Linked DNA regions of Homo sapiens: region 2 is linked to region 1. The links are chromatin loops, found by intact Hi-C in ENCODE. Cell type or tissue: GM12878. All regions are shown on one strand. Links, peaks and the distances in the headings refer to the core of each region. The heading gives the core; the rest is flanking DNA. Region 1 overlaps LINC02641 (long intergenic non-protein coding RNA 2641). Region 2 holds the start of LOC105378530 (a long non-coding RNA gene).

The links. A loop is a pair of places that touch in the nucleus more often than their neighbours do. Peaks named below come from ENCODE experiments on the same cell type or tissue, not always from the same donor. Only the 100,000 strongest peaks of a DNase experiment are listed, where the experiment ranks them.
Region 2: it touches region 1 in a loop (7-fold over the local background); 2 of 110 quality-filtered maps call a loop at or near these places.

Annotation. Positions count from the first base shown.
Region 1 is chr10:123,398,058-123,410,256 of GRCh38, forward strand. All of the region lies in intron 6 of LINC02641 (long intergenic non-protein coding RNA 2641), which reads left to right. Among named protein-coding and RNA genes, the nearest start is that of LINC02641, 56 kb to the left of the region's middle. RefSeq lists enhancers at 28-337, 4,989-5,078. In GM12878, for the core only: no CTCF peak of the experiment used is centred there; a DNase peak (open chromatin) is centred at 4,764; H3K4me3 peaks cover 508 bases; H3K27ac peaks cover 3,590 bases.
Region 2 is chr10:123,547,694-123,559,892 of GRCh38, forward strand. It overlaps LINC02641 (long intergenic non-protein coding RNA 2641), which reads left to right. Exons shown (of 12, transcript XR_007062326.1): 10 at 4,844-5,039; 11 at 8,718-12,199. It overlaps LOC105378530 (a long non-coding RNA gene), which reads right to left and starts at 10,997. Exons shown (of 3, transcript XR_946395.3): 1 at 10,931-10,997. RefSeq lists enhancers at 2,717-3,227, 3,228-3,737, 6,011-6,070, 10,654-11,372. In GM12878, for the core only: a CTCF peak has its summit at 7,965; DNase peaks (open chromatin) are centred at 5,658 and 6,288; H3K4me3 peaks cover 1,075 bases; H3K27ac peaks cover 3,242 bases.

The DNA of each region.
Region 1 (12,199 bases), core at 2,529-7,528:
ATTTAAGGTCCTCACACAAGCCACTTCTGCTCCTCCACTTCTTAAAGAACCAAGTTAGATTTTAGTGCATTCAGCATGGGGCAAAACAGTGTCTATTAATTAGACTTTCATTTCTATTGACAATGGGGCCTACAGGCCTTGCACTGAGGTGGACACAGACCTTTTGTGGTGCCCTGTTGATCCTGGTTCTGCTCGTGGAAAATTAGGCCTGATTGCCCTATGAAGGCCCCTTCTCTAGTTTCCCTCTCTCACCTGCTAAGTCTCCATTCTTCCTCTAACTGCTTTAAATAGGTCAGCTGAGTTTCATTCTTACAGTCATCAGGCCTTTGGTGAAGGCATCTGTGCTCTTGCTGAAGTCTGCAACATTTCCCAACATGCAGGCCAAGGGCCCTTCTCTTTCGGTCTGACCACTTGTCTGTTCATGCATGCATGCTTTCATTCATTCAGAAAATGTGTCAAGAAAAGAGCACATGATTTGGAGGCAGACGTAATTCAGTGGTGTGCCGGAGTGGGATATTTCCAGCTTGCAAAAGCGGATTGCTAAATTTGTAAGTGTTTTGCAGCTGGTTTTTAAACATATATTAAAAATGAAATTGTAGAAAATTGCAATTAAATAAATTATATCAAAAACAGAAAATAAATACTCAAAACTCATCATTTTCTAATTATTTTATAACATTGTATTACCATCTGTATCAGAGGTTTCCAAAGTTTTTCTATGAAAGTGCAGATAGTAAGTATTTTAGGCTTTCTTGTCTCTGACACACTATTCAGGTCTGCTGTTTTAAGGTAAAAGGAGCCACAGACAATGCATCAAAGAATGGGCATGGCTGTACTCCTGTAAAACTATTTATAAACATGTAGCACTAGATTTGGCCCATAGCCCAGGTCAAGTTTGCCAACTCTTGATCTATGCTTTTGAGGTTATTTATGTCTGTAATATCCTTCTGGTGGAAATACTGTATAATGGTTGCTCCCCAACTCTGCCTTCCATGAGCTCATGCTGGCAGCTTGGAATCAGCCATGGTGGGAGTATTTACACCACAGAAATTGGCAAACACTAACAATCAGTTCTCTTTTCCCAGAGAACTGGCTAAACATTCACGGGGACACCACTGGGTGCGTCTGAGTCTTGACTCCGTGTTATATTAGCTCTGTGGCCTTAGGCACATGATTTACTTTCTGAGCTTTAGTTACCTTCAATAAAGGCAGAGACTGTGCCTATCCCAGAGCACTGGCAGGGGCTGAAGTGACACAATGTGACCTAACGCGTGTAAAGCACACAGCCATGGGGCCTGGTTTAAGGGGGATTCACAGTTGAGACAAGAACTGGCTCTGGCCTCAGGAATTCTCAGGGTCCCGGAGGGAGAAGGTATAGCTCAACCATAGAACGTAAAAGAAAGAATCATAACCTGCAGTGGAAAGATCTGATCAGCCACTCTCCAACCTGGGGACTTCTGACAGCTGATTCTTGGGCCTCAGAGCTATGGTTTCAATCTCAACCACGACCCTCCAGGCAAGCCCTCTGCAACCCAGCTCCTGCCTCCACTTCCCACTGCTGACCCGACCACACACCCCGAGACCCTTCGCCCTTCCTGATGCACAGTCACGCCCTACAGTCCTTGTTCCCACTACCCCCCTCTTCCTGCGCCTCCCGTCCCTGCCCTTGTCTCTGGACTCAGCTCACAGGCAGCCTCCCTCCGTAGCTTCTCAGCCACTCCCAGATAGATCTCCCCATCTACAGGCTTCTATATCCTTGAGAGGGGATTCCAGCTCTTCCCCGTGGCCTGTGAGGCCCTGCACGCTCTGGACCCCTAGGAATGAATCATGTTTGGTATTTTCTATATTTTATGATGCTTTGACATCTTGGGGACCTTACTGGCCAGAAAGCAAATTGCCTGCAAGCCCACCACCACTCACATGTAACCAACCAGTCCAGGGCCCATTCTCCACTCACCTTCTCTATCTCACTCACACACTAACCAATATTTCCCCTGCCCTAAACCACCCCTGAACCAGATACCGAGCATCTAGAGACCACCCCAGAGTCCAGAGGTCCCCCAACACGATTCAGACTAGCTGGTCCTGGGCTGTTTCCTCTGCCTGGCCTGGCCTTTCCTGAGGAAACCACAATGAGGGCTCTGCTGGCCTAGGCTTCTGCCTCACTCTTTGTGTCTTGGCCCTGTCCAGTCCTTCACCTCGTGGTTCTCTCTCTTGTCACTCAATTGCCTCTATAAATTAAATCTGGGGTACAATCCTGAGACACCCTCCATCATCTCCCCAGCCTCCTCTCCTAACCTGCCCCCTGCACTTCATTCCAGATGCACTGGTGGCATGCCACCCCTCAGGCGTGCTGCACTTGGGCCTGCCCCAGGGCCCTTGCACTTGCCTTTCCCTCTGCCTGCACTGCTCCACCCCCAGGTATTCTCACAACTCAGCCCCTCACTATGGAAAGACTTTGTCTTGTCGGTGCTTTGTCAGAAGACAGCCCATGTTCTCTAATAAAAAACCCATTCTACTACCACACTCACCTGGCACTCCCTATTCGATAACCTGCTTTGTTTCTCAATCTCCTACCAACACCTGGCATCAGACACATTTGTTTATTTCTGCCCCTTCTTCTTGAGTACAAGCCCCATGAAGGCAGGAATAGGCTTGTTGAGCTCACGGCTGCATCCCTAGGACTTAGAGCCATGCCCAGGGTGGAGTAGGGGCTCAGGGAGTATTTGGTGCCTCCACTGGGGAGGGGAAGGCACCTCTGCACACCTTCAAGCCAGTACTGATCACCTGCTCTCAGTCATGGTTTGTTGGTGCCCCCTCTGGGGCAGGGACTGGGCCCCTTTGTCTGGGCATCTCCCTGGCACAGTCAGGTGAGTAGGGAGGCCCAGCTTGGGTTTGTGGACTTCTTGGTGTCTCCATATCAGGAGAGGGCTCAGAGCAGGGAGTGGACATTTACAAGTATGGGAATGAGGGAGGTTTCTTGGAGGGAGGGGTGTGGGATTGGGCAGGAAGAGAAGGAAAGGGAGGTACATGGATTTGCAGGCACCAGGTGTGCAGGGTGGAGAGAGCACTGTGGGCACAGTCGCTGAGGTAGGCAGGGGCTCTGGACCAACTGCTGCCCCATTTCCAGCCTCAGTTTCCACTCCAGGCCTTGGACAGTCTGCTCCCCGCATAGGTGTGCTCCCTCCTGCCTCAGGACCTTGGCACATGCAGCTGCCTCCTGTAAAACATCCTTCTTGCCCCCGACTCCACCCCCAGTAGCATTGCCCTCTTCATGCATCCTTCTACTCTCAGCTCAAAGGTCAGAGAAGCTTGCTTTACCCTCCCAGACCCCGTCAGGGCCCTCTCCCACCTCCTCCCGCAATACTGCATTTTTCCTTGGTTAGGGATGGAGTATTACAGTTGGAGGTGAGTACTTCCAGTAGGATTTGAGCTAACATTGCTCTCCCTCCCTGAATGGAAGTGCAGGGAGCACAGGGGCCATGTCTAATTTGCTCAGAGTAAAATCTCCAGCTCCTAGCACACGCCTGGCACATGACAGGCCTCGGCATGCAGGGGTTGGCTGAGTGAGTTCCAGCCTGGGAGTCGCCTGAATGCACTGGGGTGTCACAGGAGACCAGGCAGACAAAGCTGGTGGGACTTCCTGGAAGGATTTGAGGCACAGCCACAGAGCCCCTCCTGCCAAATGCCCCAGATCAGGCAGCACGTGAGTTTATAGGGGTCCTCTATACAGGGGTGGCATGGGTCCCCACACCTCCTTTTCATCAGCTCTATCTGGGAGAACTAGACCAGCTTTTGGAAACCAAACCCACGTAGGCAATAGGTTTGTTTGAGGCTTTAACAAATCAGGCCTTTTAACATCAGAAAGCCAGGCAGCGTGGCTGCAAATTGGAGAGATCATTTTTGTTTAGCTCCTGGTAAATAGCTTTGTATGGAGGAAAGTGGAGCCAGGCCCAAGAGCAAGAAAAATACAGGTCAGGAGTCTGGGTCTGTCTAAACCTAAAAGATGCAAAAAATCTTGGATCCTAAGACCACGAGGCTGGGTTTTGGAGCTGTGGCACATGTAGGCATTGAGGCTTGATAGCTCTGAAATTGGGGCTGGACCTCCAGCCAGCTGCAGAGGCCTGACCAGTGCCTCGTTAGGCTCAGCACCCAACACCAGGGTGCCTGTATGTGATGTGTGGGGGCTTGCAGAGGCTGAAGTGAGGGGTTCTCTCTTCAGCAGCTTCCACTGTGATTTGTGGGGCAGGCTCTCACATTCCTTCAGAGCATAGAATCGGCTGGCCTGTTCCCAGGATATACCCAGGGCCTGGGTCAGCATCCACCCTGCCCTCCCAAGGAATCAAGGGAGGGAGGGAGGAAAGAAGAGAGGGAGGAGGGAGGGAAGAGGGAAGGAAACAGGGAAGGGGGTTCCTTATTCTCCCCCAGCCCCATATTTTACTATGACAAGGACTTCTCGCCTCTCTCCTGCTCATGAAACTTCCTAGGCAACATAACCTTTTGGGTGGAGCAAAGTCACTGGATCCCTGAGGCAGCCATCCCCTTCCAGATCCCAGTTCCCCTTCTCCTCCTTTGTGGCTCCTTTGCCTCAGGAGGAATCTCTGTTTTCTCATCTGTAAGGACGATAGCTCACTTCTTTCATTATTTGGTCTGTTGAAAGTCAGGACTGAAAGTCAGAACTCAAAAGAGGAACAAGGCCACAGGCAGGGCCACACAGAGGTCAGTCCAGGTGGCAATGTTATGGGAGATTAATTTGGGAGCCCTTAGACACTCCTCCTAGTGCTTGACTGAAAAAGGAGAAGTGAGTATTTCATCTGGACTCTCATCTGCTTCTTATGTTGGTTTCCCTGCCTGAAGTTTAACAGTAAATCATGCCTGAAAACACAAGCCAAACGAGAGACTCCTGTCTCTTCCTTCAGGCTTGCACACGTTTCTGTGAAACTGGGGAACTGGCTTAGGATCTTGGTAGCGTGCGGTGTTTGAAAAGCCCACCAGAAGATGTTTCCAAGCACAGCTGGAATATGGAGCCACCAGCAACTGGCTGGAGGGGACACTGTGCTTCAAGCCCGGCAGCATTAGAAAATGTATTGGGTGCCAGTGGGCCCCGGTGTCACCTTTTCTAGAGAGTCTACAGGCCTCCATCCTTGCTACCCCCTGTTGATCTGATAGGAATGGCACCACCACCATGATCATCATCACCACCATTTACTCACTCAGGTACTGAGCACTCATGGTGCACCAGGCTCTGTGGCCGAAAGCCCCTCACTCCTGCCAGGATGCCCAGGTTTTGTGTTGGCCCAAGATGTGCTTGTTCTGTGACCTTGGATAGGTTGTTCAATGTGGCCTCAGGTATCTCACCTATAAAATGAGAATAATAATAATACCCACCTTCAAGGTCATCATGAGGATTAAATGAGCTATATACATAAAACTCACAGCAGACCTGTGGCTATAGTAAGTGTTCATTAAATGTTAGTTTCTGTTATGAATGCTAATGGACCTCCCAACAACCCTGCATGGTAGGTGATTATCCAAATCTTCCATGTGAGGAAACTGAGGCTTACAGAGCTTTGGCAACTTGACCATGGGCTCAGAGCTGGGAAGTGGTGGCATGGGGATGAAAAGTTAGGCAGGCTCACTTTCCAGCTCCCATTCTTAATCATGACTGTGAAGAGTTCCATATGTTTCCCTAATCTCCATCATCTCCTTCTGTGAGAAGACTAAGCAGCTTACAAAACACCACTAAGCAGTGTCCCTCTTGTTGAACATTTTTGCACACATCTCCCAGTACACACATACAAGGACATGTACCCAAGAGAGGGATGATTGTGTCATAGGCAGGATGACAATATAACTTATCGTTCAATCCAGGACAGTTTTGAGAGTAAAAGGGGCTGCTAATATTTATGCTGGTGCAACAGGTGTTTTCTCAGGACAATCCTAGTTTACCATGTACATGCATTTTAAACAAAATCTTTAATGAAGAACATAAGACTTTAGAAAACTTTTTAACCCCCAGGCAATCCCCCCCTATACTTCATACTTATGACTTACAGGCTGTGGTTTTTTAGTATTTTAGTTCAGTATTTAGTTAAAATAGAAATTTGTGTAGATTTACCTGTATGTTTTCCATTTGATTTGCTCAGTTTCTTCTTGTAGCATAGACACATTTTCTGTTATCTTTTATTTTTTTCCCTGATGAATGTCTTTTAAATGTTATTTTACTGACTATAGATCTGTTGGTAGCAAGCATTTTATTTTTTGTTTATAAAATTTTATGAAATTACTTTTTATTTCAAACTATGTTGGTTACAAATTTTAGGTTAACATTTATGTTCTCTCAGTACTGAAATGGTATGGTTCCACTGTTTCCTGGTTGTTATTATCATTGTTGAGAAGTCTGCTGTCACTTTAATGTCTTTGTGGGTGGTCTGTCTTTTCTTTCTGGCTGTTTTTAATATTGCGTCTTTGTCTTTGGTGTCCTGCAATTTCAATGCACTATATCTACACATATCTTTTATTCTTTTTGGATGTATACTTCCTGGATTTATGGATTCATGTCTTTTATCAACTTGGGAAACTTTCTTGGCCACTTTTCTCTGAAAAAATTCCATTTTCTGTATTCTTTCCTTCTGTGATTTTTATCAGATGTGATTTAGAACTTTTAATTTTAGCCTTCATAGATCTTAGCTTCTCTTTCATATTTTCCATCTCCTTGACTGAAGTGCTACACTAATAGGTAATTTCTTCAGCTCTGTATTCCAATACACTAATCTCTCTTCAGTTGTGCCTCATCCATTATTTAACTCATCCATTGCATTTCTGATTTCAACAATAGTTTCATTCCTAAAAGTTCTATTGGGTTATTTCTTAGATATCTTTGGTTATTTTGATGGTCTTTTCTTGCTTGCTTATTTTTGTAATGCCAATTTTAATTTCCTTTAACAGTTAATGCAACATTATTTCATATTATCTAACTAGTAATTATAATTTCTGAAATATTGGCAGTCCAGGTTTACTGTTGGATGTGTTTGCTAACTTTAAGTCATAGTGACTTATTTTCTTGTGTATTTGGTGGTCTTTTATTATGGGGCCATGTTTGTATGTGCTTAATTGGTAGGAATCCTATAGATCTAAATGCTTTCCTCCGAAAAGTCTTTGTATTAGATTTCTTTCTGGGACCTAAAAACGTCTATGAATTTGGGGTCACTTTAGACTGTTGAGGGTCTGTAATTTAATATAGTAGTTTTAGGCTTAGCTCCTCCATCTTGCTGATGGCCTAGCGATTAGTGTCTCAGTTGCAGAGCTGATATTGACATTTGTACTCAGTGCAACCCCATCTTTCCATCTGCTTAATGCAGGTTTTCTTTAGCTCAGGTTTGTTTTTCTTTGGGGTGAGGACGAGGTCCTTGGACATTAAACTTATTTCTTACAAATCTACCAATAAAATAAGTGCAGCAGGACAGCCCTTTGGATAATATTAGCTTCCATATTGCTGGAAACAGAAGTCTAGATGCATACATTTTCCAGGGATGAAGTGTCCATATCTAGAAAATAGGCAAGACAATATTGACTCCTTCATGAGACTGTTTAGGAGATAAAGTAACTGATCTAAAGGAGTGGTGGCTTTCCAGAGCAGTGGCTACTGATGTTCCCTATTCTCCTGCCCCACTCCTATTTCCTGAAAGTGGACTGACCTACTCTTGACTCACATTTCTGATGAGCCATAGGCCAGGAAGCCTTGAATTCTGGGGTTTTCAGACCATTGCTTCAGCTACTCACTCCCTCCTTCTCAATACCCTTCATCTCTCTACAACTGATTCTAACCTGCTTCCACTTCATCTTGTCCCACCGTCCTAAACCCTTGGCTTTGTGACTCTGGAATCTCTCTGCTTGCTTTTGCTTCCTTTTCCCCTCTGCTCTCAATGTGTTAGGCACCCTTTCTGTTGCTGGCATTTGGACCTCAACTCTCCTAGCTCTGACTTTACTAATCTCTCCAGTCTTAGCCCCTCTTGTCATCTTGGCAAGAAACTCTTTGCACTAGCCTCACCCTATGCAGTCCAGCCAGTTCCAGGGGCTGATAGAGGGAAGGGGGATGTTGGATATGTTAGGGGCATTTTTATGGTTAACTTCTGTGGTGGAAAGATCATTTGGAAATCACACTGAAGATTATTGTTGGGTGAGTAAGTTGGAGGGGCATTTTACTTTGTATTTCAATACCTGTTTTTATTTATAAGTCACACATACATCTCTTCCCCACTCCACTCCACAACCTCATTTTCCCTCCAAGCATTTAGGAACAAAGAGGTTTCTAAATCCAGTGTAAGTGAAAGAGCCTGAAAACCTGTCAGCAGATTAAACAAAGAGTAAATCTTCATGATTTGGGTTAGGCAATGACTTAGATACGACATTCAAAGCACAAGCAACAAAAGGAAGAAATGGACAAATTGGACTCATAAAAATTAAAAATTTTTGTACCACAGGTGGTGTCATTAAGGAAGTGGAAAGACAATCCATAGAATGGGAAAAATATTTGCAAATAATATATCTGATAAGGGACTCGTATACAGAAAATATAAAAACTGTACAACTCAATAATAAAAAGACAAATAGTGCAATCTTACAAAAGGGCAAACGATCTGAATAGACATTTCTCCAAAGAAGATAAACAAATGGCCAGTAAGCACATGGAAAGATGCTCAGTTTTGTTAGTCATTAAAGAAATACAAAGCAAAATCACAGTAACAAACCACTACGTACCCACGAGATGTCTAGAGCCAAAAAGATAGACAATAGTAAGTGTTGATGAAGATGTGGAGAAATTGCAACCTTCATGCATTGCTGTAGCTACTTTGGAAAACAGTGTGGCAATTCCAAGTTAAATGGAGTTACCATGTGACCCAGGAATTCCACTCCTAGGTATATATCTGAGAAATGAAAACATATGTCCTCATGAAAACTCGTCCATGAATGTTCATAGCAGCATTATTTATAGTAGCTGCAAAGCAGAACAACCCAAGCACCCATCATCTGATGAATGGATAAACAAAGTGTGGTTTATTCATACAATGGAATATTATTTGGCAATAAAAAATAACAGAAAACTGATATAAGCAACAATACTACGACATTAATGAATGTTGAAAAAGTTATTCGGAGTGAAAGAAGACATTACAAAATACCACATACTGAATGACTTCACTCATACAAAGTGTCCAGGATAGACAAACCTGTGGAGATGGAAAGCAGATTCCTTGTAGGGCTGGGGGTGACAGGTGGGAGTGACTGGGAGTAACTGCTCATGGGTACTGGGCTTCTTTGTCAGGTTATGGAAATGTTCTAAACTCAGGCTATGGTTATGGTTATACAATACTATACTAAGAACATTGTTTTGAGTGAATCATATGGCTGATAAATTTTATCTCAATAAAGCTGGTTTTATTTTTATTTTCTTAAAGTCAGCAATTCTTTTCCTTGTCTAGGAATTTAATTCATCCCTGTTAACAAAATGTTCCATTAAAATTAGGGTTGCCAGATTTAGGAAGTAACAGTACAGGAAGCTCAGTTAAACTCAAATTTCTGACAAACAAGCGATAATTTCTTAGTTATAAGTTTGTCCCAAATATTGCATGAGACAAACTTATAATGAAAAGTCATCTGTTGTTTATTTGAAACTCAACTGAGCATCCTGTTTTATCTTGTTCTCCCAATTAAAATGTAATGCAAACCACAGCGTTTTAATATAGAGCTACATTATTTTCAAAATCATCATCTGTCTCTTCATACACATCCCCTAACTCCAGTACCAGAGGTAACATTGTTTCCATTTTACAGAGCATGAACCAGACCTAGACGGATAAAATGAATGTGACCCTTCATTTTATCCATGTGACCCAGTAGCAATGCCGTGATCTGAACCCAGGTCTGCCTGACTCCCAAAGCCAGGCCCCCTCTACTCGAAGTGCAGGGCCCATGGCCACCTTGCTGTGGCCAGTGGTGAGAAACCTGATTCTCTCCTCGTTTGTGTAAGGCGTGGGGGGAGTCTGAAACCTTCAGTCCCCATAACATTCCTAGCAGGGGCTCTGAAGCCTGGTTGCTGAGGGTGCTGGCAAAACAGAACAGCAAGTTCCCATTAGAATGTTCTTTTCTGGGAGGAGATAACAGGATAATAGGTATGTGACTTGCTACCTGTAAAATGATGAGTGACAAAGAGTCACTCCAGATTAGGGTAATTCAGAACGAGTTAAGCCAATACCTGTGCTCCTTAGAGATCAATTTTTATTTTGAGGTGAGGAGAGGAAAGATGAAAGAGATTTAAAATAAAATTCAGTGTTCCCTTCCCAACCTCAAAAAAGCTTGGGAGCTTTGGAGGGAGGTCTCTGAGTGCCTGGTGAGAGATGGTAAATGTGGATGAGGGCAGAATGTCCCTGAAATTAAAGACATGTGGCTTAGGGACAAATGAGACCTCTGCACTGGATTCCTCAATATTTCCTGCATGAAATCTCTGCACTGAATTCCAGTCTCAGGAAGAAACTGGATGTATACATGATGTTTAAAGATGTTTAACATCTTGAACAGGCTACAGTCAAAAACTAAACAGGCCATTGGGGGATAAATGATATTTTTCTTCCTCTCTTCAGTCATCATAACAAATTCCCTGATGGTTGGGTCAATGGAGCACCCTCTTCTAGGGCAACCTACTGTAATGCAATAGCGAGTTTCACTCTGGTATATTCTATGATATGGATAGTAGTTCCTAAATAGTGGTCATTGAACGAGTGTCAGACTGCATCTGAGTCATCGAGGAAGATTCTAAAATATGAATTCCTGGACTCCATTCCTATAGATTCTGATTCAGCAGGCCTGGCTTGGAGTCTAGGAATCTATGATTCTCATTACTAGCAAGCCCCCAAATGGTTTTGATGGACAGCCAGACTGGAAATCCCTGGTAGAGGTGAAGTGTCAAGATGCTCTATGTCAAAATTAAAAGGTTTGCATTAGACAAGGTCAGGATGTCAGCAGTCTTTGTTTTCTGCAAAAAGGCCTTGCTTTTTGCCATGGATCTATTCATGACATGAAAACAATTTTTTTTAAGAAGCCAAATTGTGCTATAAATATATTAGGACAAACGACTTTTTAAGGAACTCCTGCAGGGAAGCTTTTTCTAAGGCATAGAGCCCATTTGTCATCAAAATCTTTTCCCCCAAAGCAAATTTGCTGGAATGGAAAGCACCGCACCCCAGGAGTGCAGACAGCAGGGTCTGAGCTGCAGCCCTTCCTGATTTTCAGCTGGATGAACTTGGACTCATGGCTTAATTTTCTGGGACTCAGGCTTCCGAGGAGGTGGAGGGATGGTGGGGATGGAGGGAGCCAGCTAGGGGAGTAAAGTGGGAGGTGAGTGGAGGATCTCAAAGCCTCTTTCCAGCTTCTACACTTTCTTAGGGAATCCTATTATATTTTTCTTATTCTATTTCAGTTTTTGCAAAGCAGTTCATGATTGCTTCTACTGCCAAATAGCCAACCCCCCTCCCCAACTCCAGCCCAATTTGTAATTAGGCGTCACGGGCAGACAGGCTGTTCTTGACTCCTGGCCAGAAGCTCTAGTCTTTTGTATAAATACATATGCCAGATCTTAAGTGAGTATGTGTTATTTAAAACCCCAGAATTTCAGGGTGACTTTAGTCTACCAAACAGATTCTCTTGTCCATAGCCGTGGACTTTTTTTCCTTGATCAGACATATGCTTCTCCCTTTAGTCTCCCAGTGGCTCAGGAGTCCACTGCACCTGTGGGATCTTGAAGGCGGTCAGAGGTGCTTGCTCAACTCTTTCTCACTTAAATAGCCCTTCCATGAAGCTGCCTGTGCAGACACCTGACCAGTGGCGTGGGGTGCCTTCTGCCGGGGATCTCTTCTTCACTTGAGGCCTGAACGTAAGGCCAAATTCCTCTCCAGTGTCACCAGGAGAACAAATTTATTTTCTCTGCATATGACCTTGTCGCTTTTCTTTCTGCCCTCCAATTTTCTAGCTAGTCAGAGTCATGTGCTGGGCTTGTGAGGTCTTCCTTATTTGATTATATTCATTGATTGTAGCCTGGTTGTACTGACGAGGCTTGAGAGTTCTGGAGTTCTCAGGAATTGATCAACATCACTCTCAGGAAAAATATCGAACTTGGATAAAAAGCACATCTTAAAAAGCAGCT
Region 2 (12,199 bases), core at 3,041-8,040, 150 kb after region 1:
AAAGATCATGTTTGCTGATAGCCGTTTCTACCAGCACCTCCCAGGGAGGACTCAGAAAAAGGAGGCTCAAAGTGCTTTTGAGCATCCGTATGTTGCTGCCTCCCACAAATTCTCCAGTAATTATTTTGCCAGGATCTCACAGCCTCCTTTGCATGGTGACAAGCCCTCCATTTATTAAACTTGAGCATTGGACAAAGAAGACATTTTACCTACTTTATCACTGGATTGTGAGAAGAAACTCTTCCGGGTCCAGCAAGAAGGGACTTTCACAATAGTTGAGACTCTGCTATGAGTACCAGGCACAAGAAGATGCCCTCCCCCTTTGTCATCTCCTATAACTCAGCTTATGCTCCTGCTAAGTCAGTACTGGCCCTCTTTGACAGCTGAGGAAAGTGAGGTTCCAAAGGGGTGAAAGCATTTGTCATGGAATAGCCTGGAGCAGTATGAGTCTCAAAGTGTAGTCCCTGACCAGCCCCAACAACATCACCTGGGAATTCAGGCTTCACCTGGACCTACTAAGTCAGAAACATAGCTGGTAGGCCCCAGAAGTCTGTGTTCAAAATCAGCAGTGATGCTGATAAACACTAAAGTTTGCAAATGGCCTGCTGCTTTAGGGCCTAAGGCCGTAAGTGTGGAAACTTCCTAAAGGGCTTTAGCAAGTAAGAAGCAGTGCTTTCAACCATGCTAGATAGCAATGAGAGGAAAAGGGAATGCAGTACATCCTCGTCTCCTTTATTTCTCAACCGTATGGTTTTAGGGGGTGACCAAGAAACTGGAAGGGGCAAAACAGGACTTTCATGTCTTCAACCATCCCATGATGTTGAGGCCAAGGGTTCCATCCTGCTGGAATAGCCTGCGATTCTGAGTTGAAGGCCATCCTGCTTTATGGGAGTAAGAAGAATGCAGAGAAGTTAGACCAGGGCTTTTCCTTGTTTCTTCTGGCCACACCATCAGTTGTCTTCCTAACAGAGAATAGCCCTCCCCTGGTGGGTTCCAGAGGAACTACTTGTTCTGAGATACATGGATCCAAAAGGGTGCCCCGGAAAGAGCTGTGCCGTCTAGCACACCTCTTAGTCATGTCTTTCACAATGTCTGGTGTTGCCTTTCACAATGTCGCTGTTGGATCATAACAGCGAATCAAGCTGGAAGGGAAGGGTTCTGAGGAAGCCTGGCCCCTGAGAAGCACATGGAAACTTATACATTTCTGCTTCTTTCCTTAACTGCCAATTCTGCCTACCACTCTGAGTGGCCCACCCAGCCAGCTCTCACTTCAATCTCATTGGCTTGCTCACATGCCAATCAAGTGCTGAGCCAGCAACTCATGGGAAACCCAAACAGTATCTCACACAAACTCAAATAGAAGCTTGTATTTCTTATGGTGCTCTCAGGAGGCCTTCACCAAAGGTGGAGAACAAGGACAAAAGGGCAAGAGTGCTGAACTTGGCATCCCCATTCTGCCCCATCTCAGCCTGTGACCTTGGGCAAGTTACAACCCCCTATTTTCCCATAATTGAAGCCTATAGCCTCTGTGCTTCCCTCCTCCAACCAGCACTGAGATTAGGATGTTGGAAGGATGTAGAAAGGTATTAGGTATTAGAGCAACAATATACAGATACACCGAGATTGGCCTTGAACCTCCAACAGGGAACTACAGCTCAGCAAGGTGTTTCGCCAACAGAAACAGCCTGTCCCTGTGCTTTGAGCAGAGCAGTGATAAGACCACAGAGTCGGGCATAACTCAAAGTGGGGTGACCAAATCATCTCCGTTTTCCTGGAACTTAACTATTTTTAACCCTGTAAGTCCAAGACAAACCAGGACTGTTGGTCACCCTAGCTCAAGGCCAACTTCATCCTTCATTTGTCATATAACTTAACTCTCAGAGACTTGATTCTATATAGTCTGTAAAGTGGAGGTAATAATAATCATACTCATAGGCATTTTTCACACTGTAGTCATTCCATCCTGAAAGCCTAAAGTCTCCCCTCCCCTGGCCTTCTCAGGCTCCCTGATCCTGGGCTGGTCTTGACAGGATACTGAGCATGACTTATGGCAATGACCTGCTTCCTCTCTGTGTGCTGGGAGCTCCTTGAGGACAGGCCCATGTTTTAATCAGCTTTGTTTCTTCAGTCCTTCCCTTGCGCAGTGTCTGCACCATGGGAAGTGCTTAGTAATGCTTGTTAAAATGTCAGTTACTGACATCAGGAAGGCAGATCCCGCAAACTGTAACCTGGAAAGTTCACTTCAAGTTTCAAAGAGCTAACCACATCAGCTAGCACAGAATGTGTGTCAGAGTCTGCAAATGCATTTAGCACATCTTTGATTTCTGTCCTTTCATCCTCCCAACCCCCTTGGGAGATAGGCAAAGGCGTTATTATTTCCTTTATCATACACACAAGGAACCTGAGGCTTAGAGATGGTAGGTGACTTGCCCAAGGTCACACAGCTAGAAACCAGAGGGTGTCTTTGCCACACATAAACTACAGTGACCCACTCCAGGGCCACCAAAGCACTTTTTTGGGGGGCGGTGGCTACAGATGCTTGGAAAAGTCTTCTGGTGTCCAATTGCCTCCCAGGCTCATCTTCAGTAAAAACATGGCCTCTGATTGCCTCGGCCCCTTCCTAATCTGCAGATCCAGGGAGACCCAAGGCACGGGACAGAAACAGCCACATCAAGGCCCCTGTCCCAGGATTCCGCAGTGAATCTTCCTAGTGCTAGGAGACCATTTTCACAACCTAATCAATGATCCCATTATTGACTTGGTGTTCCCAGAGGACAGGTTTAAAACTTTATCGAGCACTGTATGTGGGGGCAATTATAGGGATAATGGAAAATCATCGACAAATGGAGGCTTCTGCATTGCAAATTAACATCTGCTCCAAGTAAGAGAAAAGTCCTGTTTTAGTTTCAGAATTTGTGAAAATGGAAATGGCCATAAGACAAAGTGTGCGATTTCTGGTGGGTACCATCCCGCTCCAACCCGGGTCTCCTGCACCGGCTCTGTCATTAGCATGTAAATGATGCGGCTCCCTGTGACCGTGACAACCCCCATATAATGTGCTCACTGGGAGTGCCTGCTGCATCGTCTACAACAACTGCTCTTGTGATTCCCAGGGTCCTAAAACAACTGGCACCCAAAGTCTCCCTTTGTTTGTAGTGGGCAAACCTGGGAGTGCACCTGGCCTTGGGCCCTGGAGGCGGGTTGGCTCTGGCAGCCGCCAGGCATTCCTCACACAGGCAGGCACACCCAGGAGGCACTGGGCAGAACACTAAGCCTGAGCCAGGGGACCGGGTTCCTGTCTCGGATCCACTAGTCTTGTGGTCCGGGCAAGTTGTGTCAGCTCCTAAGCCTTGCTGTCCTCATCTGTAGAATGGGACTACTATTCTTTCTGTATTAGAGGATCCCTGTAAGGGTTAGATGAGGTAGCCCTTTGAGCCTTCAAAGAACCTATAAGCCTCATATTACAGACTCGTGTGTCCAGCTGTCGGCCTCCTGTGTGGCAGGCATCATCCTAGCACTAGGGAACAAGAGAAATCCCCTGCCATAGTTAAAAATCGTTCAAACAATCGACTATAGATGTATCATTTCTGAAAGTGAAACACTGTGACTGAAGCTAAGCTGGATGGGGTTCGAGGTGATGACAGGGCTGGGGTTAGACAAGACTTGTCCCAACAGTGATGTTTGAGCAGAGACCGGAAGGATGTACAAGAGTGAGCCACGCCATGTTCCGAGGGGAGAGCATGCCAGGCAGGGATGGGGAGGATCAGCCGGGCAAAGGCCATGCAGAGGGAAGGAATGAGCTTGGCAGTTTCAGGGAGCAGCAAGGAGCCCTGACCTGCAGCCAGGTGAGCAAGGGAAGGGGAGCAGAGGAGGAGGAGAGTGACAGGGCCATCGTACAGGCCATCAGAAGGAATGGGAATGTTATTCTAAGTGCCTTGACATTGGGAGGTCACTGGGAGGTTTTGACCACAAGGGTGGCGTGAGCTGACTTGGCTTCCTAAAAGTCATTCTGGCTGCTGGGTGGAGAGTTAATCCAGGGACAAGGACAGAAACAGAGTTCAGGAAGGAGCGCAAGTCTACAAAATACACTGCCCTGTTTCCCGAGAAGACAGAAACGTTCTCAGGAGGCCCCTAGGTTTCCATGGCTTCTTCTTGCCTCCCCTTGGGTTGGCAATGGTAACGTTGACCGTTTCACAGCCGCCTTATCTGTGCCCAGAGCTGTGTGCCCATTCTGTCCTCAAGGTACCCCACTTCCTGTAGGAGGTAGGTGATCTCATACTCCCATTTCCATGACTGACTCAGCCATGTCACACAGCTGGTGAATGGTGGCTGAGCCCACATCCAATGGCTGTCTGGCCCCAAAGCCACTCTGCTCTCTTGACTCTCAGATTTTTTTTTTTTTTTTTTGAGACGGAGTCTCACTCTGTCGCCCAGGCTGGAGTGCAGTGGCATGATCTCGGCTCACTGCAAGCTCCACCTCCTGGGTTCACGCCATTCTCCGGCCTCAGCCTCCAGAGTAGCTGGGACTACAGGCGCCCGCCACCATGCCCAGCTATTTTTTTTTTTTTTTTGCATTTTTAGAGGGACGGGGTTTCACTGTGTTAGCCAGGATGGTCTCGATCTCCTGACCTCATGATCTGCCCGCCTCAGCCTCCCAAAGTGCTGGGATTACAGGCGTGAGCCACCGCGCCCGGCTGACTCTCAGATTTTTAAAAAGCCCCCACACTGCATGTGCCTTCGCCCCATGACAAGGCAAATCTGCAGCCACAGCTGCATGTCCCCTTCACAGTGTGGTCCTCTCTTGAAGATGCCCCACATTTGCCACCATGTTTGTCCCTTGAAGCCCTCCAGGATCTACAGGTGACCAAGAGCCTGCTGTCTGGTTATGGAAGGTCTCAGCTTTGGTTGTGTCAGTGAATGAAGACCAGGACAGTCACAGTTGTATGAGGAGGCTGGGGGCATCCCTTACAGTCCCTTTGAGGGAGGTGCAGTCCTTGTAGCTGGATGACCATAGAGAACCAGCTTCTCTGCTGAACCAGGTAAGTGCTGTAGATGAGGCCACCAGGCTGTTGGCCACCTTGAAGGGCACTGCAGGGAGGGAGTGCTTCTGTCAGTGTGTGGAGGCAGAGATAAGGCTCGGACAGTGGCAGGACTTCAGGGATATTTGTTGTGACTGTGTCACACAGCCAGAGCCACCTCCCCCAACCTTGGAGGCTGCTGACTCTGCCCCACCCTTCACTACACACCCAGCAGAATAGAGCGGTCACTGGCCAAAGGCTCAGGGGCTTCGAGGAAACTTAGCCTCTGTGGCCAACACCTGGCTCTCTGGATCAGCCATGGCTTAGCTCCTGTCCCAAAAAACACTCTGTACCTCTGAAAAGTGCTATAGGCCTGGCCCCTCAAGGCCCGGAAGCCCCAGGAAAGGCCTCCATGGGTGGAGCAGGGGCTGGTGTCAAGCAGGCGCTCTGCAGAGGCACAGATCTCTGCATGATTGATGCTGGAAAGGCCAAGCTTTCACAGGATACCCTCAATTTTACTCAGGCCCACAAAGCCCTTGGGGTTGTGCCTCGATTTTACTCTCGATTTTACTCAGGCCCACAAAGCCAGTGGGGCTGGCTGCCTCAGTGGCCGCAGTTCCTCACCGATTTCAGTGCCCACGCTTACTGCTCTGTGACAGAAGTTTCCCACATTGAAGAGGTGGAGCCTGTTTCCTACCTGAGAATCTGGACTGGCCTCAGGACTTGCTTTGACCAATAGCCAGTGGCAGGTGTGAGGGTGTACTCGTTCTGAGCCTAGCTCTCAAGAGGATGTTCATAGTCTGCCTGCTCTCTCTTGCACCACTGGTGTGCTGCAGTAGCCTTCGATGAGACCAGCCTACACCAGCCAACAGCCAAACACCCTTGGATTCACAACCAAACTCATCCAAAATCAGTTGAGTCCAGAGGAGATCTCCCAACCCTCAGCCTTGACTCATGGCTATAAATAATAAATGATTATCATTTTAAGCCACTGGATTTTGGGATTGGCTGTTATGCAGCAATAGCTGATGCACCTGTGAACTTACCCACCCACTTCCAACACTTAATAATGGTTTGAGGGATGACAAATGCTGGGGTTTGCTACTGACAACATTCATATGCATCATGATCATAATCATCTTATTAACACCATGTATTGGGCATCATCAGCTTCCCGCAGCCCCGTGCTAGAGACTTTACATATAGCATATGCTTGGACCTTCCCAACCACACTGGGAGGCAGGTATTATTCCTCCACATTTGACAGGTGATGAAACTGAGATGCAGAGAAGTTAACTAATTTGCCTGAGGTCACACGGACAACAAGTAGCAGTCACAGAATTCAGACCGTTCCTGTCTGCCTCATGCAAATGAAATATTCTCATGAAAAATATATTCAGAGAGCACCGTGCAGCCCCAGCTCCCTCCCCCCAGGTCCCAAGCTTCCTCCTGACTTTGGATCTTGGGAATCTAACTGGGGACCAGCGGGCAGTGCATGCAATGGCTTCAGTGCCATCAAAACCAGCATCTTTTACTTTAAACAGCCGAGGCAGCAGAATCGCTTGAACCCGGGAAGTGGTGGTTCCAGTGAGCTGAGATTGCGCCACTGCTCTCCAGCCTGGGTGACAGAGAGAGACTCCATCTCAAAATAATAAATAAATAAAATGCTTAGTCCCTTAGCTTCTGATCAGAAGAGCTGCCCAACTTGATCTCTGGAGAGCTCACATGAACTGACTTCTTTCCCAGGGAGCCGTCCTGATTCAAAATCCAGGCATAAGCCAGGAGTGGTTCCCCTTGAGTGACTCAGAGTTTCAGAGAGAGGGTGTGCATAGGTCTGGTTAACCTAATGTGCACAATAAAAATTTTTATTAAAAAGAAACGAAGAAGCTGAGGAGATGGCAATTGGCCATGGAAGGGCATTATTTTTTATTGGAATTAGGATTCTTTGATTTAAAAAATACATAAACCCTCAATTTTCTTTCTCTCACTTGGCTTAGCAGCCTGTGAAAAGTTTCCAAAGGCAATTTCAATATTGGCGGAGAGAACATCTCTGGACTTGCTCGCTTTTCCTGAACTGTCTGTTCTGAGAATTCAAGTCACAGCCACCCAGACTCCCAGCATGTGCGCCCTCTCGCCAGGGCCCCGGGGCCGTATCCTTACACTTGAGGCCAAATATCCATCCCAACACTTGCCTCTGTGTTCTCCTCCACATGCTCTTAGGGTTTTGCCAAGACAGACTGAATTTTATTTTAACAAATAGGTTTCTAGAGGTTTCGATTGAAAGGTAAAATTCCTGTGGTTCGTGAAGAGGCAACAAGCTCATGGATGTGATGATTGCTCTGCATAACTGAGGATTCTGGTTATCCGAGAGCCTCTATGAACTCAAGGGGAATGATCCTTAGATCAGAGCTGACTCCTTGTCAGGTAGCTTTTAATAAGTTGCGTGCTGTGCGCATTTTCTGGGTCATCTCATTTAATTTTCACAACAGCCCTTTGAGGCAGGTTTTTTATAATTTCTATTTCACAGAGGCAGAAGTGGAGACCCAGTAATGTTGAGTAACTTAAATTCAACCAGCAAACATTTATTGAATATCTACGTGTGTCAGGCACTGTCTTGGGCACAGGGGATACCACAGGATTGAAACTGACAAGGCAAAACTGCCCACGATCACAGAGCTGGGGGAGGCAGCCTCAGGATGAAAGTGTATGGGACTCCCAGGTATGAGCTCTGACCTGTTGTACTGAATCCCTGCTCAAGGCCACATCAAGGATTTTGAATAAAATAAACGACGGCACCCGGGGCACTTTTAGAACTGGCAAAGTGCACCTGGAGTTAAGCACCCACCTTTTGCACCTTCTCAGTTGTTTTGAATAAGATTCCAATTCATAAAAATGCATCTGACATTTGTTGAGCCCCAACCGTGGGCCAGGTGGACTTTGCTGCCTTCTCATGGTGGATTATTTTGGCAGTTCCTCAAGACAGATGCACCTTTTGCAGATGAGGAAATTGGACTTGGAGAAGTGACCTGATTTGCCCAGGGATGCTCAGTGGGCAGGTGGAATGGGGGCTTGGACCAGAACCAAGCACACTGGCTGCCTTCTGTGGGTTGTGCCCTGCTCCTGCCAACCTGGGTCTTGAATCTGCTTGGAAGTACAGTTGGCAGTAACTCACCCAGGGGTGTAATCCTCTCTCCCACATAAGACATCTGGCTGGGGGAGAAGGAGGGTGATCACTCTGCTCCGTCATCGCATTCCATCATTTACCGCTTCAAACTGTCCTGTTTAAACCTCTTCTCTTCCTACCCAGAGATGGACCTCCACATTTACTTCAAGGGCTGATGAGCAAACCACCGTCTCCACCTGCCTCCTGCGCAGGTGCCCCAGGGGCTTGCACTGTCCCCATGCACTCACTACGTACTCACGGGGAGACACTCCTGGGGCACCCAGCACCTGCCCAGTGCAGTGCCTGTCCAGGGCTGGGGTCAGGGACCGAGATACCTTTGCAGAATAGTGCTTGGTTTGAGTTGTCCCCAGGTACAGAGGGAGGTCAGGAGACAGGAGAATGGCAGGAGGGAGGCTGGCGAGGAGCCAGGGCCTGGTCCAGGGCTGGTGCCAACCTCAGAGTGTGAACCGCATGCTGTGGGCCTTTGGAGGCTTAGAAGCCATGGGGGAAGTGACCCAGGCCTCTGCTGATTCCAGGTTCCCAAAGACACAGCTGACAAGCCTCACCCTGAAAGGGGCTTCTTTGAGGGTTGAGAAGAACAAAGCGGGAGGAACTGTTTTGTCTTCGTGGCTGAAAAGATTTGCAGCCCCAAAGGAGCAGCAATGCACAGCTCATCCGAGAAAGCATAAACCGCTGAGAACATTCTCCCCTTCCGAGGGTCCTTTGAAAATGAACAAGCCCCAGTGTACCGGAAACACAGTGCAGACCCCTGGATGCCACCTTGTAAACAGGGCCGGGGGCATGTCCAGCTCTGCTCTACAACAATCGCCCTGTGTTGTGGGGGAGTGTGGACAGACCCCATGCTCCCGTTCACTGGAAGGCAAGCGAGAGTTAAGTTTCCTGGACTTCTTCTGAGCACCATTATCCGGGGGTAGCGGGCGTAGCCTCCAGAGCCTTGGCCTGTGCAGGTGTTTGCCCCGCACTTGACACTCCCCAACCGGGTGACGTCTCAGGTGTCCGAGGGGGAACTCCATTCCTGCAGCCCCACCAGGCTCGCCGAAAGCCTGGGCACCAGCATGCCTCGGGGAGGGCTGAGCCCCAGGCCCGGGAAGGGGTGCCTAGCTGACCCTGGCGTGTGTGTCCTCCTGGCTCACCTGGGGCACCCTGCCTCCCTGTTGGTGTTGTTCTGTCCAGCTCTGTGACCGCCCCACTCTCAACAATGAGGCGGCCTGTGGTCCTCACTGGCCAAATGGACTCTCCTCTGGGAGTTTGAATCTGTAGCAGCCACCCAGAGAAGGAGGGTGGGTGGACTCCCAGGAGCTCCCAGCCCTCTGAAGCCCAGTTTCATCATGGACTATCCAGTATCCTCCCAACATTTGCCTTAAGTTTCCACCAAGAATCTTAAATGGAACAGAAGATTTGGGGCAATGACATCCACCAGGGTGTCTCTCAGAAACATGCTGATGGGACCATGGAGGGCCTCATGGAGGCGGGGTCTTTTCCTCTGGGCTCTGACAGATAAAGGCATTGAGAGGTGAAGTAGGGAGGGGGTAACGCTGCTGCCAGGTGGGAAGATGGGGCCCCAGCAGTTGCTGGCTCCTCCGTGCAGTCCCCTGACCTCCTGCCAGAAGGGGGGCAAGGGGGGAGCCCTCCTGAGCCAGGGGCCATGCTTGGTGTGTCTCCTTTGACTGAAGTCACAGGACTGTTCCACCCAGAACAGCAGGGTTGGGGGAGCCTGGGCACCAGCATGTCTTGGGAGGGCTGAGCCCCAGGCCAGGGCAGGGGTGCCCCATGTCACCATCCCTCAGCCCAGCATGGCAGACTGACCATTTGCCTCAGTTTCTCTAATGCCATCTGCTCTTCACCTGAGTCAAGGGGATAAACAATTTAGAAAAACAAAGCCCCCGAAAAATGCAATCTCAGCATTAGGCATGGTGTTATAATAGAGACAGCATACAAGAGACTGAATTCTAGAAGCTGCAATCAACAGGCCGACTCCCTCCCCAGGGGCATCAGGGGCTGCCGGGGGTATCTTGGGCCCACTTACGCACGGGCATTTCAGGGGTCACAGGAGGTGAAAAAGCAGGCTTGGCTTCAGGTTTAAGGACCAAGAGAGACTCACCATGCTGTTGCCCCAAATGGTCACTTTCAAACCCACCAGTGTCCTCCAAAAAAGCTGCTTATATTTTTAAACACCAGGGTCAAATGTTTTAACAATAAATTCTTGTCCCGCAGTGAATAATTTGCTTTAGTTTCTGTGGGATTAGTAGTCATGGAAAGCTAGAGCTTTCCTTGCCTGTACTAACTGTCACTTCTGATGCACTAAGGACAGGATTAGGTACAGCCAGATGACATTTATATACAACAATTTTTCTGCTAATAAAATACCCTACAGATTCTTATGCAGCCCCAGCTTCACATGTCAGAGACTGAAAATAGCTCTAATCCTGACTCTCCCTCCACCCCCAGAATGAGAAGAGCATCTTTTTAACCCCCATTTAACAGTAGAGGAAGCCGAGGTTCAGAGATGGCAGCAGGGAGATCCCTGACTCCCATGGCCAGCCGAACAGGGACTGAAACCCAGGTCTACCCTCGGGGAGGTGACAGGCACCCTCCCACCCTCCTCCCTCTTTCCTTTGAAGGTTCAGTTCCAGATCTTGCCCTGGGTTGAAGCAAGAGATAGTTAAAAAAAAAAAAAAAAAAAAGAGTAAGATGAGGCCTCACCATTCCCAGAACACACTTAGCTTACATTTTCAGGTGTTGGAAGCCCCGGAGCCTCACAGGGGACCACGCCCACTGCCAGGAGCTGCAGCGATTCCCCTTTTGTGGTCAGGGAGGCCGTGGAGCCCTGGGTGACCCTGTGACTTCCCAGGCTGCAGGTGGGATTGAGCCAGGCACTGCGCACGCAGCACTGTGAGCCGCTGGCCCAGGCCAGGCTCCAGAGATGGGAGCTCCGCGGGTTCACAGTCGTCTGTGACAGCAGAGCTGAGGGGAGGACGCAGACCCTGGCCTGACCTTGGGCTACCTCTCAGGGTTAGGCCACTGCCTCTGCTGCAGACCCAGGCGGCGCCCAAAGCCTGGGCGTCCCTCCGCTGCAGTGAAAGGGAAAAGAAAACCGGGCTGCGGTAATGCCTGGAGCCAAAATCTCAGGGAGAAGCCCAGCTCCCGACACCTACCCTCTTAAAGTGCAGTTGGATTGAATGAGGCTAAAGGAAGTAACAGGAACCCCGGCCTGGAGGAAGGAGCACGTGCTATGGGCCTCAGAGGGTGGCAGAGGAGGTCTGCAGGGGCGAGAATCTCGGACAGAGCCGAGGCACAGGTGAGCGGTGCCCGGCACAGCAGCCTGGTAGATGGGATCGGGGCGGACAGCGGGGGAGAGCGGAGAGGGGTCCGCCTGGGTTCACACCCCAACACCCACCAGGAGCCCCTGGGAACCAGTCAGGCCCCCAGCCCAATCCCAGTTTCCCCAGGCCACTGCTGGAACAAAAAGCCTCACTGCAGACAATGGGCCCTTTCTGTAGATGCCCGCTCGGGGCTGGGCACAATCGCCGATTCATAAGCCAGGCAAGGCCCCACAATACCCAGGCTGTGTCCAAGAAGGACACCGACGGGAACTCGGAGAGGCCAGTGTCTTTGGTGGGGAAAGGCTGCTCCCTGGTGGTCCACAGGGGCAGTGCGCATGACCAGGGCTCCCAGACTTCAGGCAAGGATGATGGCGGAGAGACACGGCTTAGAAGTCATCCCACCATATGGACGGGGAAACTGAGGCCCAGAGACATGCAGAGACTTGGCTCGGACTGTTTTCTTCAATGTGAGATAGGATTTGAAGGGGGAAAGTGAAGGAGTTATTTCACCTGATGTGTTAAGTGCGGAGTGAGGTAGGTGGGATTTAGAGGGGAAAGCGAAGAAGGAGTTATTTCACTCAAAGTGCGGAGTGACGAAGATGAAGGAACACGAGGTAGCCGGGCAGTGGGTGCTGAGTTGGCTGACACTGGCTTCCTTCCAGAGCGCAGGGGTG